2 separate regions of the Homo sapiens genome follow, and region 2 is linked to region 1. Evidence: read pairs that join two places in POLR2A ChIA-PET (ENCODE). Cell type or tissue: PC-9. All regions are shown on one strand.

Region 1 (8,000 bases):
TAGGTGAAAAGTTAGATTGCTAATTTGACACCTTTCTAACTTCTTGATAAACATGTTGAGGGCTATAAACATCCTTATTAATACTGTTTTAGCTGCATCCCATAGATTTTGGTAAGTAGTGTTCTTATTTTCATTAACTTCAAATTTTTTTTATGTATGTCCTAATTTTGATGTTCATCCAGGAGTTATTCAGGAGTAAATTGTTTAATTTCCATGTATTTGTGCAGTTTGGGAGCTCTTCTTGGTCTTGATTTCTATTTTTATTGCACTGTAGTCTGAGACTGTGTTTGGTATTATTTCACTTTTTTTGAATTCTTTGAGACTTGAGCATGTGGTCTATCTTAGAACATCAAAAGGGTATTTTTTTTTTGTCATTGTTGGCTGTAGTGTTCTATAGATGTCTATTAGATCCAATCGATCAGTCTTGAATTTAGGTACAGAGTTTCTTTGTTAGTTTTTTGCCTTGATTATCCGTCCAGTGTTGTCAGTGGGAGGCTGAAGTCTCACACTATTATTGTGTGGTTATCTAAGTTTTTTCACAGAGCAAGAAGAAGTTGTTTTACGAATCTGCGGGCCCCAGTATTGAGTGTGTGTATACTTAGGATACTTAAGACTTCTTGAGGTATTGTACTCTTTATCATTAACTAATGCCCTTCACTGTCCTTCTTAATATTTATTAGTTTAAAGTCTGTTGTACCCAATATAAAAATAGTGACTCCTGCTCTTTTTTGTTTCCCACTTACATGGCAGATCTTACTCCACCCTTTTACTTTGAGCCTGTGGGTGTCATTATATGTGAGATAGATCTCTTGAAGACAACAGATGCTTAGGTCTTGTCTTTTTATCCAGACTGTCACTCTGTGTCTTTTAAGTGCAGTATTTACCCGTTTACATTCAAGGTTAGTATTGATATGCATGATTTTGATCCTGTCATCGTATTGTTAGCCGGTTGTTATGTAGATTTGATTGCATGGTTGCTTTGTAGTGCCTGTGGGCTACGTGTTTAACTGTGCTTTTGTGGTAGCAAGAGTATTCTCAAATATTAGTGACATGGGAAATGTTTGCTAAGTATATAATCCTAAGTGTTTATGAATACTAAGAAGTTTGCAAAACAATACCATAGCAAACTTAAAACTTTAATATATTTTTCCTTAGGTACTGCATTCATGAAATTCTATTCAACATCTGAATTTTTCAAAATGTCATTACCTAATTTTAAAGTTCATCTGGTTCCAGTTCAATATAGGCAAAACATGTTCCTCTTCTCTACCAAAAAGTGATTACAAACAGAAAAAATATGAATAGAAAAACAATCATAAGAAGGAAAAATCCACTGAGCAACACTGAGGAATCATCTGAAAATATAAATAAAATTGCATCAGATTACTAAGAGAACCTTAGAGTACCAAACAACATGCAGTTTCATCAGGAAAATGGGAGAAATTCTAAATAAAATGCAATTACCTTAGGAAACTGGGACCCAAGGTCCCTGCAAAATAGAATGAGAATAAGAAAAGAAGTAGTCAGCAATGTCATTCATACCTGATAAGTTGAGTAATCCACGTGCATTGTTGTGATGTTTGTGTCCAGGGAACATCATAAAATCAACTCTTGAAATAATGTGGAGCATATTTCTTGATAGGGTTAAATAGTAGACTTTGCAACTAGAGGGATGGGAGTTCTTTGGCTAACTTCAGATGTTGTGACAAATAAGAAGCCCTCACATTTAGGTGTTCCCATAGTGTTTGAAAGGAAAGACCCACCAGAGTACAAGTCTCCACCCAAATTCTTATTATAATTAGGATCATTAATCCTGGTAGAAGAATGATAATTAAGGTTACGGAGGAAAATTACATTATCAATTAACTAAACTTAAACATAATTTTATAAATCAAAAAAGAACATAAAATTTATTGCATTAAGGAAGGAAATGTTGTGATGAAAAAGATAAAGATGTCCCAGCAAGAAACATCATATTAAAGGAATTCTCAGGAATATTCCAAAACATTGAAGTGTAGAGAATAAAATATTGGAAGCTGATTCAAACTTAGATAGGAGTACAGCAATCTAACAATGCAGGATCAAAAATACAAGAAGAAAAACACAAATAAGCCAAGCACATAAAGACAAATATCAAATTATCTAACTTAAGTGTGGAATCTAAAAAAAGATGAACTCATAGAAGCTGAGTGTGATGCTCAACATCACTAATTTTCAGGGAAATGCTAATTAAAACCACAATGAGATATTACCTCACCCTGTTGAATAGCTATTATCAAAAAGACAAGAGATAAGTGCTGGTGAGAATATGGAGAAAGGGGAACTGTTGTACACTGTTGGTGGGGATGTAAATCAATACAGATACAATGGAAAATAACATGGATGTTCCTCAAAAAACCTAAAATAGAACTATCATATGCTCCAGCAATCTCACTACTGGGTATATATAGGAAATGAATCAATATGTTGAAACAATGTCTGTACTTCCATGTTCATTGCAGCATTACTCTTGATAGCTGATATAGAGTCAACCTATGTGTCCATCAATGGTTGAAGAAAATGTGTGTGTGTGTGTGTGTGTGTGTGTGAGAGAGAGAGAGAGAGAGAGAGAGAGATTTTAAACTTTTCTTTTTTTAGTTTTTAAGGCTGAATAGTATTTAATTCTATATATTATTCAGCCTTAAAAAATAAAGAAATATTTTCACTTGTGACAATGTAGATGAACCTGGAGAACACTATATAAAGTGAAATAAGCCAGGCACAGGAAGACAAATACCAAATTGTGTAACGTAAACATGGAATCTAAAAAAGTTGAACTCACAGAAACTGGGAATAGAAAAGTGGTTTCCAGTGATTGGGGGAGGTGGAGGGAATGAGGAAACATGCGTCAAAGGATACAATATTTCAGTTAGACAGAAGGAGTGGTGCAGAGGAGCTACTGTACAACATGGTGACTGTAGTTAATAACAATGTATTTTATACTTGAAAATTGCCAAGAGTAGATTTTAAATGTTCTTGCCACAAAAAAAATTAGGTAATGCATATGTCACTTAGCTTGATTAAGCCACTCTACAATGTACATATATATCAAAACATTTTTGTACTCTGTAAATATATACAACTCTTAATTGTCAATTAGAACAATAATTAATTAAAAATAAAAAATATAACAATTCACAAAGACATAGAAAAGATGCTCACTCTATCTTAACTTACATGACAAGAAGATGAACACTGCTCAAACTACTCTCTTAAGTTTTTTACAAAGAAATGAAACACTTTAATTCTCAATGTTTTAATGTTTTAAATTAAAATGTGTTAAATATATATATGTTCTTTTTTAATTTTTCTATATATTTGTAACTGACATTAAGGAAATTTTTAATATTTTGACAAAAATTTCTAGAGATCATGGTGCAGGATGGCTCTCCAGATGGCCTTGGACCAAACTAGTTCTTCCCCCTTTCTTGTTTGTAGTTCCAGAGATTAAATATAAAATGTTCTGTGGGTGCAATATCCTGAGATAGGGAGAAACTGTCTAAAACAGCATAAACCTTGTTCCTGTCCCTTCAAGGATATGTAATATCATGAGTTAGACAGGACCTGCCCAGGACAGCCCGGGCTTTATTCATCTCTCTCTTGGAAGAAGGATGTCCTTCAAAGCTTTTCACAGTGAGTCATGTGGACTCCGAGGTATATAACCCAGGATGGACTGTTTTTCAGGGTCCCTCAGCTGCAGTGCAAGTAAGGCTTGTGCAGCTGAAACAATGCTACCCTGGGTAGTTTTCTTGACCCTGGAGGACTGGTTCACAACGAATCATTGGCTTCTTTAGTCCCTTGCTGCCTACCTGCAAGTAGTAAATCCTCTTCACGTAATGCATTGCATATGGGTGTGTTCTGTCTCACTGGCCTCAAGCATGTTGGTAATCACTGCACAGTGAACCTGCTTATAACAAGGAATAATTATAGTTTTCCCCCTTGATTACTAAGATTACTTTAAATAGTTTCAAATTTAATGATTATTTTTATAGCCTCACTACAGTGTAAATTGAAGACTGCTAGTAGTTTGAGAATTGGTTTGGTTGTTAAAAGGAAGTAGCACAACAAGAAGTTTAGAGTTAAATGTCATAGCACTCTACAATGTTTCAAATATTTCCTATTAGTTTTATCCTTCTGCACTACTCTCCTCAGTAATGGCAACCCTCATCACAGGATTGCTGACCTAAATCGTTTCCTTCCTTCCTTCCTTCCTTCCTTCCTTCCTGTCTTTCTTCTTTTCTTTTTTTATTTTTTTTGAGATGAAGTCTTGTTGTGTTGCCAGGCCGGAGTGCAGTGGTGCAATCTTGGCTCACCACACCCTCCACTTCCTGGGTTCAAGTTATTCTCCTACCTCAGCCCCCCAAATAGCTGGGACTACAGGCTCACACCACCACACCCAGCTAATTTTTGTATTTTTAGTAGAGACAGGATTTCACCATGTTGGCCAGGCTGGTCTCTAATTCCTTACCTCAAGGGATCCACCCTCCTCGGCCTCCCGAAGAGCTGGGATTACAGGCGTGAGTCACCGCGCCCAGTCCCTAACTCCAGTTTCATACTCACATTCCAGTCAAGAAAAAAAAAATGAGAACCAGTTGTTAAATATTTACCAAAACACAACTGGCCATAGCTACGAAAAACGCTGAAAAATAAGTATATATTTTTAACGGAGCAAATTGCCGTCCAATATTCTGTTGAAAGAAGACAAGGATGAAATGATAGAAAATGAGCAATAATTAGCACAAGGAAGGATGTAATTAGAGTTCTCAGAAATTAAAAGCATGATTATTGAAATAATTTAAAATTTCCACACAAAGAATAAGTTGAAGAACAAACAATACAAGATGGAATTATTAAGCTAGAAGATATGCCTAACCATTCTCACAGTACAGTATGAAATAAAAAACGATATATAATTATAAGGAAAATTTAAGACACAGAGAGTACATCTGAAAGATCCAATATCTATACAATAAAAAATTCACAAGCAGTGTAAATATTCCACAAATAGAGGGTAGAAATAAGAGAATAGGGAATATGGTCAAATAATATATAAAATTTTACTTAGAGACACACAGCTAGGATAGATCTTCATGAAACCTGGGACTTCAAAAGATAAAGACACATTCTTACCATATTCAGAATGAAAAATAAGTTATTTACATTAGATTGAGAATCAGACTGAAAATACTCAATTTTTGCGGAAGAGTAAAGAATGAACAGGCTTATTAACTCTGGATGAAAATATAAATTGGGGGACAATTTGACAATTTTTTTTAACTTTTATTTAAGTTCAGGGGTATGTGTGCAGGTTTGTTATATAGGTAAACTCATGTCACAGGAATTTGTTTTACAGATTGTTTTATCACACAAGTACTAGGCCTAGTACCCAATAGTTAATTTTTCTGTTTCTCTCCCTCCTCCCACCCTCAGGTAGGCCCCCAGTGTCTATTGTCCCCATACTTGTGTCCATGTGAGCTCAGTGTTTATGTCCCACTTAGAAGTGAGAACATGTGTTATTGATTTCCTGTTTCTGCATTAATTTGCTTAGGATTACAGCCTCCAGCTTCATCCATGTTCTTGCAAAGGACATATATTTTTATTCCTTTTTATGGCCGCATAGTATTCAATGGTGTATATGCACCACATTTTCCTTATCTAATCTACCATTGATGAGCACCTGGGTTCATTCCATGTCTTATATATTGTGAATAGTGTTGCAGTGAACATACATGTGTTTATGTCTTTATGGCAGAATGATTTATGTTCTCTTGGGTATATACCCAGTAATGAGATTGCTGGGTCAAATGGTAGTTGTTTTTAGCTTTTTGAGGAATCATCATCATCACACTGTCTTCCACAATGGTTGAACTAATTTACACCCTCACCAACAGTGTATAAGCATTCCCTTTTCTTTGCAACCTTACCAACATCTGTTATTTTTGACTCTTTAATGATAGCCATTCTAACTAGTCTGAGATGGTATCTTACCGTGCTTTTGATTTTCATTTATCCAATCATCAGTAATATTGAGCTTTTTTCCTATGCATTGACTACAAATATGTCTTCTTTTGAGAAGTGTCTGTTCATGTTGTTTACCCACTTTTCAATAGGGTTGTTTGGTTTTTTCTTTTAAATTTGTTTAAGTTTCTTATAGATGCTGGATATTAGACCTTTGTCAGATGCATAGTTTGCAAATATTGTCTCTCATTTTGTACATAATGAGAACAGATAGAACATAATGGAACAGAATAGAGAGCTCAGAAACAAGGCCATGCACATAAAACCATGTGATCTTCTGTAACGTTGATGAACACAAGCAATAAGGCAAGGACTCTTTATTCAGTAAATGGTGCTGGGATAACTGGCTAGTCATATGCAGAAGAGTGAAACTGGACACCTTCCTTACACCATATACAAAAAATCAGCTCAAGATGGATTAAAGGCTTAAATGTAAAACCGAAAACTATAAAAACCCTGGAAGACAACCTAGGCAATACCATTCTGGACATAGGAACTGGCAAAGATTTTATGACAAAGATGCCAAAAGCAATTGCAACAAAAGCAAAAATTGACAAATGGGATCCAATTAAAGTAAAGAGCTTCTGCACAGCAAAAGAAACTACCAACAGAGTAAACAGACAATTTCTACAAAACTGTTAAATGTGCATATTCTTTGAGTGAATATCAACTACAGTTGAATATCCAGGTATCTATACTTCATAAATATTGGCAAAAATATGCAAGGACATAGGTAAAACAATTTACTTCACTATGTAAATAGTAAAAACTAGAGTTAGCCTAGAAATTTATCACTTATGAATAAATAATTGTCAATATTTTTATAATATGGAAATGAATGTAGGCAATTAAAAGAATAAGTTATATACAAATTTACTGATATAGAAGGAGCACATTGCATAGTTAATTGAGAAGCAAGTTGCAGTTTGTATATGTACAGAAGATACACAAAAAATTGTTAATAACAATCCTAAAACAGGTAAAGGGAGGGAGGAAAATTGGAGATGAGAATTTCCACTCTGTGTATTTGATTAATATTTGATTTTCTCATAAGGAGCAAGTCCTTCTGTTATAATTTTTTAAAGTTATGCTAAAATATATTCATTAATAAAGGATAAATTTCCATGTATAAGAATAGCCCGAAATTTCTGAAAAAAAAGTAGTAATAAAAGACTTTTGCCCCACTAAATATCAAAACATTTTAGAAGGTTTTTGCAAATAAAATAGTGTAAAACGATTTCAGATACATACAGGTCCATCAACAGAGAGAAACTTAGAATCCCAAAATCCCACATATATGCTCATATTAAGTACATAATGAAATGCACTTTTAATCAGTAGAGAAAGAATAGGTTGATATTAGGCCAGTTTTTTGTTGAAAAAAAATAAAGATTAAGCAAAAAGTTAAACAGATTAACCAAAAGTTCTTATGCTTATATCTAGGCAGAAATAATGATGGTTAGTAAATTTGACTATTAAAAATCTAAAACAAGACTGCAAAAGCAGCTCCCCCAATTAAAAAAGAGAAAGAAATTTATAGAAAACAAAGAAACTGAAGGAATAAAAAATGCATAACATGTACAATAAAGTATAAATTTTATACATATATAATATTTAAAAATACAAAAGATAAAAAAGGGAGAAGTTTAAATTGTTTGCCTAAAATTATATAGCTAAGAAAGCAGTATGACAAGGTTGGAATTTTACTGTTTGCTGAGAAAACATGTACTGCAGGGCTCACAGTACATGTGACAAATGGCAAAGTGTTGGCCATAGGGGCAAGACAGGACCAAGGACTAAACAGAAATTTATAAAAATGATTAAAATGTCTTTAATATGTGCTTATCCTTTATTTGATCCAATAATCTCATATTTAGAAATTTACTCCAAGGAAATAATCAGATAACTATTCAAAACGGTCTTTTAAAAAACCACAGTTGTGA
Region 2 (8,000 bases), 56 kb after region 1:
TACAGTGTTGGCCTTTTAAACAAGGATGACTATATATATATATATATATATATATATATATATATATATATATATAACTACACATATATATGTGTATATATATATGTATATACAAAGATAACTGTATATATATGATATACAAAGATAACTTTGTATATATAATATATATGTTTACATATATATATTATACTGTAAGTTCTGGGGTACATGTGCAGAACGTGCAGGTTTGTTACATAGGTACGCACATGCCATGATGGTTTGCTGCATCCATCAACCCACCATCTACATTAGGTATTTCTCCTAATGCTATCCCTCCCCTAACCCCCCACCCACTAACAGGCCCCGATGTGTGATGTTCCCCTCCGTGTCCGTGTGTTCTCATTGTTCAACTCCCACTTATGAGTGAGAACATGCGGTGTTTGGTTTTCTGTTCCTGCGTTAGTTTGCTGAGAATGATGGTTTCCAGCTTCCTCCATGTCCCTGCAAATTATATATATTATTTACAAACTTATACACATAAAACAACACTGTAAAGGATAAGTACATATTCAGGGAGGCAGAAGGATATATTTCAAATCAATTTGAAAAGGCATTTGTAGTAAAGGAGAGGAAAAGGAAAAAGAGTGGCATTGGTGAAGTGGGAAACAAGTAAAACAAGAGAGTCCTTCATGGAGCAATGTGAGCAGACCATGACATGAAGAGAAGAACTGATTGGAATCTCTGTGCGTTTTCTAATCTCTTAATAGAGAATTTAGAAAAATTTTATTTTGTAGAGTTTGTGACATGCATTCTTAAACATGATTGATGTGAAGAAAATTGGGAGCATTTTTGGAAAATAATTTTAATTACCAAATGCTTTCTGATACTTAAGATATGACAAATACAAATTTATTCACATTACCAAGACTTGAACACTGGCTCATCAGTGGAATATGCAATATCCTCAATATCACTATGAAGCAGAAGCAAAATGAGCCAGTTCTGACCTAGAGATCCCAGGTGTTTAGGTGCAGGCAACTGAAAACTCTTGCACAGATTAAGATTGGACTGAGCCTGAAAAAAAGAGAAAAGAAAAAACTTAAGGTGGGAGTCTGTACACCAAAATTTCAAAACATGTGAAAAACACTAATATTAAAGTGAATAACATTAGCATCAAATAAAATAAATGCAATAAAAACTTTAAAAGAAAATTCTACAATGAGCATGTTTAGAACATATAATTGTTCATATTATATTTCCTCCTCCTCTCTGAAGAAGCATTTTAATTCACTATTCTGTGAACTCAGATGTGACTAGGTGGCTTGCTTTGCCAAAAAAAATCAATAAGCAATAAAATAATAGAAAATTAGGGTAGAAAAGAAGCTTATTCAAACTTACACTCACTGTAATGTGTAACTCCTATTTATCTATCCATTTATTTATCATCTATCATTTATAATGGTACAGATATTTGAACTCAGATTCACCTCCTGTGGCTTCTACGCAATGATCCTGTTCTATTTCTCCAACAAAAACAAAATATAACTCTTTCTCACACATTGTAGCCCTCTGAATGCTTTAAAACAAATATATCTCTTCTTTGTCTTCTGTTCTGCTAATTAAACATCTCAACTTCATAGTTTTCTTTATGAGACATAGATATCAGAAGTCTCACCATAGTGCTTACCTATTTCTCCAGACTGTTTTATGTGGAAATCTTAAAGCTGATAGATGAAACTTTGTATCTTGTTGGGAAAAATCACACAAATTATTTTTAACCCTAGGGCCACAACAGAACCCATTCTTGTTGCTTATTTTCCTTTTTAACCATTTAAAAAAACATCATGAGATATATGATCCTTATATTAGAGCAAACAAGTTAGAATATGGTAGGAAAAAAAATACTATGCTTATTTAGAAGTCCAAATAGAAATTCCAGCTCTGTCCCTTGCAGGTTATATGATTCCATGAGCAAGTTATTTGACAGTTATGAGGCTTGGTTCATTCAGCCTTAATATGAGGATTTGAAAGATTTACTTCTATAATGACTTATGGTACAAAGAACTATGCAAATAAGCTGAAGGAGTTGGAAATAATGATGAAATGTATTTCAAGAAAGCACTACAAAACTTTGAATCATACGTTTTGACAAAATAAATATTTAAGTGCAACTCTACCAAAAGTGTGAATTATACTCATCCAGTTGCAGAGATTATTTTTGAAAAGACATGTCTCAGCAAAGTCATTTTAATCTAGCTCATTTGGATTGACTCTCAAGGCAGGCAATAAAAACAAAATCCCTGCTTCTGTATTATTTTTCTGTGGTATGCTTCCTACTTCTGATGTGTGATGTATTTAATTGAATGAAACTCAGTGATGGAAAGGACGTAACATTTTGTAAGCTTGGTTGACAGTTTGCAATTGATGGGGAGTGTCTCTTGATAAAAGGGAAATCTGGCACTGGAAATCAATAGAATAAAAATGTAAGAAGCATGAAAACATGCTTATATAAAATAATATTTACTTATATAAAAGAATAGCTGATTTTTATTGGGATTAAAAGAAAAATGATTATTCTAGGTATGAAAATGTCATGTAATAACTTGACTACTCATGATTACCTGAAAGTGATCTTTTATACCCTTTACATTTGTATAAAAATATACATCATGGAAATTTGCAGAAATGAAATATGACAGAGCAAAAAAATGGGCATTAACATCCACAGAATTCTATACAAACAAACAAAACCCTACTATTGCCCAAAAGCTACAACTCAGAAGCTGTGCTTGAATGATTTAAGCAAGAGTTAAAGTTTTGACTTTAAAAATAGATCATGACTGGCTTGTCCAGGAAGGCGGCAAAGGATTTTAGATTGTCAGGCCAAAGAACAATCTCAAAGTCTCAGCTTCTTGAGTGACTAGATCTTGATCACTTCCTCAAGGAGAGACATTTGATGATAAAGGAGAGAGGGACATTTTCTCAGCCACTGGAGTTCCTCCAAAAACTGATCCCTTACTCAGCCTTGAAATAAACAGCAGCTGCACCCTGCCCTTTGAGTCAGGAGAAAAAGAAATTGAAAAAGGAGCCACAAAAGCCATGACCACTGTCACTGCCAGAGATGGAGACCTGGAGAATTCAAAATGGGATAAACAGTGTTGGCACTACAATAAAGATACAGAGAATTAATAACGCACCAAGCAGTTTCCTCCAGCTCTCCCTAGACTCCCATCAAAAAATACCGAGATCAATTAAATCAAACCAAGCATTTCAATTGACAAATTAAAAAATAGGACTAGCTATGAATTATTTTCTCTGTTTGATATGAATAATGTATTATATTATAGAAGGCCACGTGGTAAATGGTTAAACCATGATTCACTTGGAATTTATGAAAAGATTTTTGTCATTTTGCAATGCTGTTTTTCAAGCTTGACCACAAAGTGTTGAGCTTGTCTTTGATAGTGCCCTGGTGAAGCCTGTCTAATGGAAAATAGTGAAATATTTTTATCCAGCATGTAGTCAACCCTGCTGTTTTCAATACCAAGGCAAAATGTTAGAACACCTTGCTCAACTTCAGATCAAAAAAATCTTCTTGACTTAACAGCCCCATGTGTTTCTTTTTCAAATGCTTTACTAATTCTGTTGAAATATATGTCCAAAGTAGACATTCTTATTATTATTATTACTATTACTATCCCATAATAGCTTATATTTGTATTTAAAAATTTATTTACCAATCCTCTCAATTTTTTAATCTCCACTCCAATTTCTTTAATGAATTTTCAATCTTCAGCACCTCCATATAACAAAAAGTGCTGCACATATTGCCAGAAAAAACATTTCAAAACCCCATGGATACCTAAGACTTTGCAAACCCTATTAAGGTAAAACAGAACTTATGCTTTTTGCTGTTTTGCAATGGAATTGTAAGAGTTAATATAAGCACCAGTAAATCAATGTGTTATTCTTAACAAATTAGTTGAAGGTAGGGAATAATTTCTTTAAACAAATCTTAATGAATATCATAGAAAAAGAAAAATAGATTCCACTATAGAATGCATATAAGTGTCATTATCACAAAGACAGACTTATATGAGAATCTGTTTCTAAGCAATGTTTCCTTTTTAAGACATCATTTCCATAAGAATTTCACTTTGAATTAAACTATTTTTGAGTTTGTATTTGTCACGGTGACTCTTATTTTTTTCTAAACTCATAGAAAAAAATACAGAAAACCATCCTAATTAGCCTACAGGGTAGTAATTTTTTACACATAAGAAAAATATTCTTATTTTTAGGCTCAGATAGATAAAAATTATTTAAATGGAAAGTATGTGGTAAATGTAGTATAAAAAATCTTAGGAAGAATGAATTCTATTAACCTACACCTGAATTTAAATAATTAGGAATAAACCATTATACAACGTAGAGTGGAAAGCTGAGATAAGTGCAGGTAACATTCTTAAACATTTACCTCCCATCCTATTATTCATTTTTTAACACTTGATAAAATAGGGTACAAGTATTTATAATAGTATTTACATCTCCCAGAACATAGAAGGTGATAACTATTATTATAATCTCAAAACAATAAGCAAAAATAGGATTGGTATGAAAGAGATAATTCTAAAAGAGTAACGTCTAGTATCATCATGTGGCTACTGCTAATGAAGGTGAAAGCCAAAAGGCGTCACAACATTCATCAGGAGTGTGTCTGCATGTCACACATTTCTAAGCATTCTTCCAGAAAATTTCTGGTTCTTGAGCACTCCTTATTTTAAATTGAAATAATACCTGACCTAGTTTGAAGTACAGAACTTGCATATAAGTAGGCTAAAGGCTTCCTATCTTATCACTTACCTCCTTGACGTGAACTGAGCAGATACTCTTCAAGCACAGTTCATTATCCCCCTCCAGGCATTAGCCCAGTCAGGTAATGTGGTCATTATTTCTCAAGGAAAAGGGATTTTTTTTTTTAGTTATTTTTTTCAAAATGGCATTTGATTTTAAGCATAGCCTTCCTAACTCTTACTCATTTCCTCCTCCTAGGCAAGAGGCCATTGGTGGGACAGTCAGACTAATGCTGAAAAGAACTTTACTTTTTAAGAAATTTACATCTAGGAAATATTATCAGTAAAGGTATTCTATAAAAATTGACAAAATAAATTTCTGATGAGTATTATTTGCTAAATAAAATTCCAAGACTGACTGCATGATTAGGTTTATTTATTAAAAGTTTTTGTGGGGTGGATTTGTAAATACTTTAAAAAATTCTAAGTGCTCCAGTTATATAATATTAACCATGAGAGTGCTATTATATTTATAAAACCACCTCTGAACAAAAAGACAATCAACTTTTATAGAAATGTGTTTATATATGTATAGAATGTATATTTATGTCTATGCATACATCCAATTCTCATTTTAAGGAGACTAATCTTTATGTGTTTTTTAAATTCACATCATGAGCTTTGATTCGGTTTCAGAAACTAGCTAAATGCAATGAATTATATCCACTTACACATTTTTATTGGTCATAGACTTTTCACTTAATTGATTATCATTATTCAAGTTCACCTATTTATAATTCATCATTATTTCAGAAAGGATTCTGTGAAGTTGCTTACTTTGCCAGAGGGAAAAATTAAACTTTTGATTACTTAAAAAAAATTTTTTTATACTAGAGAGCATATGAATCTTCCCCTTAGCTTTGCTTTACTGCTTTCAAGAGCAAACTGTCAAGACCCTCCCATTATCATTTACCTCCCTAAATACTTTCATATTATTTCTCCTGTGTGTACTTTACTGGAATTACAGAGCAAATCAATTTAATCTCTGATGCTTGACAGTGTAATTCACAGGTTGGTTTCTCTCTCATGGAATACTTGTACATGTGGAGTGATCAAATATAATATTTAGAAAACAGACTAATAAGATAAACTTTGATTTTATTAATGATAACATAGTTCATGTATACTTTCCTATATCCATATCTATATGTCCTTATCGGTATTCAGATACATAGATAAGCATTTGCCATCTCAGCTGGCTGTATGTAAGTAAAATTACCTATATTTCAGTCATTTGCTTACCTATTTTTCAAGTAATCTAAGCTATTTTGTGTACCTGTGTGTGTGTACCTTTCTGTTCTTATCATATAATGTATTTTGGTTTATGCTCAATAGGTAAAATATCCTATCATTTAAACCAATTCTTAAAATTTGTGTTACCGGGGCCAGGTGTGGTGGCCCATGTCTGTAACCTTAGCACTTTGGGAGGCTGAGGTGGGTGGATCACCTGAGGTCAGGAGTTTGAGACCTGCCTGGCCAACATAGTGAAACCCCATCTCTACTAAAAACACAAAAATTAGCCGGGCATGGTGGCGCATGCCTGTAATCCCAGCTACTTGGGAGGCTGAGTCAGGAGAATCACTTGAACCTGGGAGGAGGAGGTTGCAGTGAGCCAAGATCGTGCCATTGCACCCCAGCCTGGGCAACAGAGGAGGGCTCTGTTTAAAAAAAAAAAAAGAAAGAAATTTATTACCAAGAATGTGGTGAGGATGTTGTTATACAGTCAAACATGACTTTGGTGGGAGCTAAATAATAAATATAACCTCTGTTTCTTAATGTTTTATCCTTTCTTATTTGTCAAAGTTCCTGATACATAGTAGGTTATTGATATATATTGATAATGAACTGAATAAATGGAAAAATCTAAACTTTCTAAAACATTACCTTATCTTTTGTCTTCAGTGTTGAACTAAAATTTTCATCATTTACTAGTTCACCCAGAATTATATTCTTGTTTAGTTTTTTTCTCTTACAATTAGTATAATGCTAGTTTTGTTTTGTTTTGGCTGTTTTTTGTATTAAGGATTTTTTTGCATTTTTAACCTCATTTAGAATCTAATCAAGTATTTTCAACTGTTCTATTGTTTTGAGACCTTTACTTACACCACTTTTGTCAATTTTCTTTTCTTATAAAGTAACGTGTTTTTCTTTGAATATTTAAATTTGAAACCTCCATAAATCACTTACTTATTATTATATGCATCAAACCTTACATAATCAATAGCTGTCACAATAAAGATTTAAAAATTATAGCAGAATGAGGAATGAATTTTCTTCCATTTCTAAGACATTGTTCTGTATTCCACTTTGCTATTGTATGCACGTCTTCCTCCATCCTAACAAAAAAAAAGCAGTGGTCTGCTGTCTCAGGAGTGATCCCAACCTCTCCAATTCCACTTAAGATACAGTTTTCTCCTCTTTTTCAAGGGACTTGCTCATTTGGTGTGTTTTATCTATCTTCTACTTATAACTTTTCCTTAGTGGTTCCTTTCAATCCATTAGGCTTCTTTCAATACTTATTTGATTTAAACTTGTTTACCAGGCCACTCTCTCTCCTGAGCATGAAAACCAGGTGTCCAATAACTTACCAGACCTCTGATGTGAATATCCCATAGATATGATAACTCATCATAAGATATCAGCAAAATGGTCAAGTAGAGTTACCTGGCAATCATCCCTCCATATATTTCAACTAGACAGACTGAGGAAGTATGCTGAAGAAGTCAGCGGGGACTTCTTTATGTGGAGAAAAGGTAAACTAGAGATCCCTTACAGTCCCCATTGCTACCACAAATGCCAACAACCCTCGCTACAGGGTAGTTCCCCAGTCCTCACAGATCCCAATTCCAGTTTGGAGGTTAAGTGTGAGTTTACACAGCTGAATTGCTTCAAAGTAGGAGCCCATCTTCATCAACCTTCACTTTCACAACCTTAGCTACTATGGCTCAGTGCCATTTTGAAATTGGACCCACTACTACAGTTTGTCTAGCCCTGGGGGCTGGTGGCAACTGACTTTCTCCACTTCTGAGGCCCTGCCATAATCCCATCATGTTCACATGAGTGCCTGCTGCACCACATGAGGCTGCATAGAAAATAGGTCAGAAAGAACTACTGAGACCTCAGTGTTCAAACCCACACAGCATCCCCACACCAGGTGAGCTTCCATGG

What was found. Peaks named below come from ENCODE experiments on the same cell type or tissue, not always from the same donor. Only the 100,000 strongest peaks of a DNase experiment are listed, where the experiment ranks them.
Region 2: POLR2A ChIA-PET joins it to region 1 with 7 read pairs; 2 of 35 experiments call an interaction of 5 or more read pairs at or near these places.

What each region holds. Positions count from the first base shown.
Region 1 is chr1:106,709,412-106,717,411 of GRCh38, forward strand. No RefSeq gene overlaps it. Among named protein-coding and RNA genes, the nearest start is that of LINC01661, 100 kb to the right of the region's middle. In PC-9, no CTCF peak of the experiment used is centred here; no DNase peak of the experiment used is centred here.
Region 2 is chr1:106,765,290-106,773,289 of GRCh38, forward strand. No RefSeq gene overlaps it. Among named protein-coding and RNA genes, the nearest start is that of LINC01661, 49 kb to the right of the region's middle. In PC-9, no CTCF peak of the experiment used is centred here; a DNase peak (open chromatin) is centred at 3,402.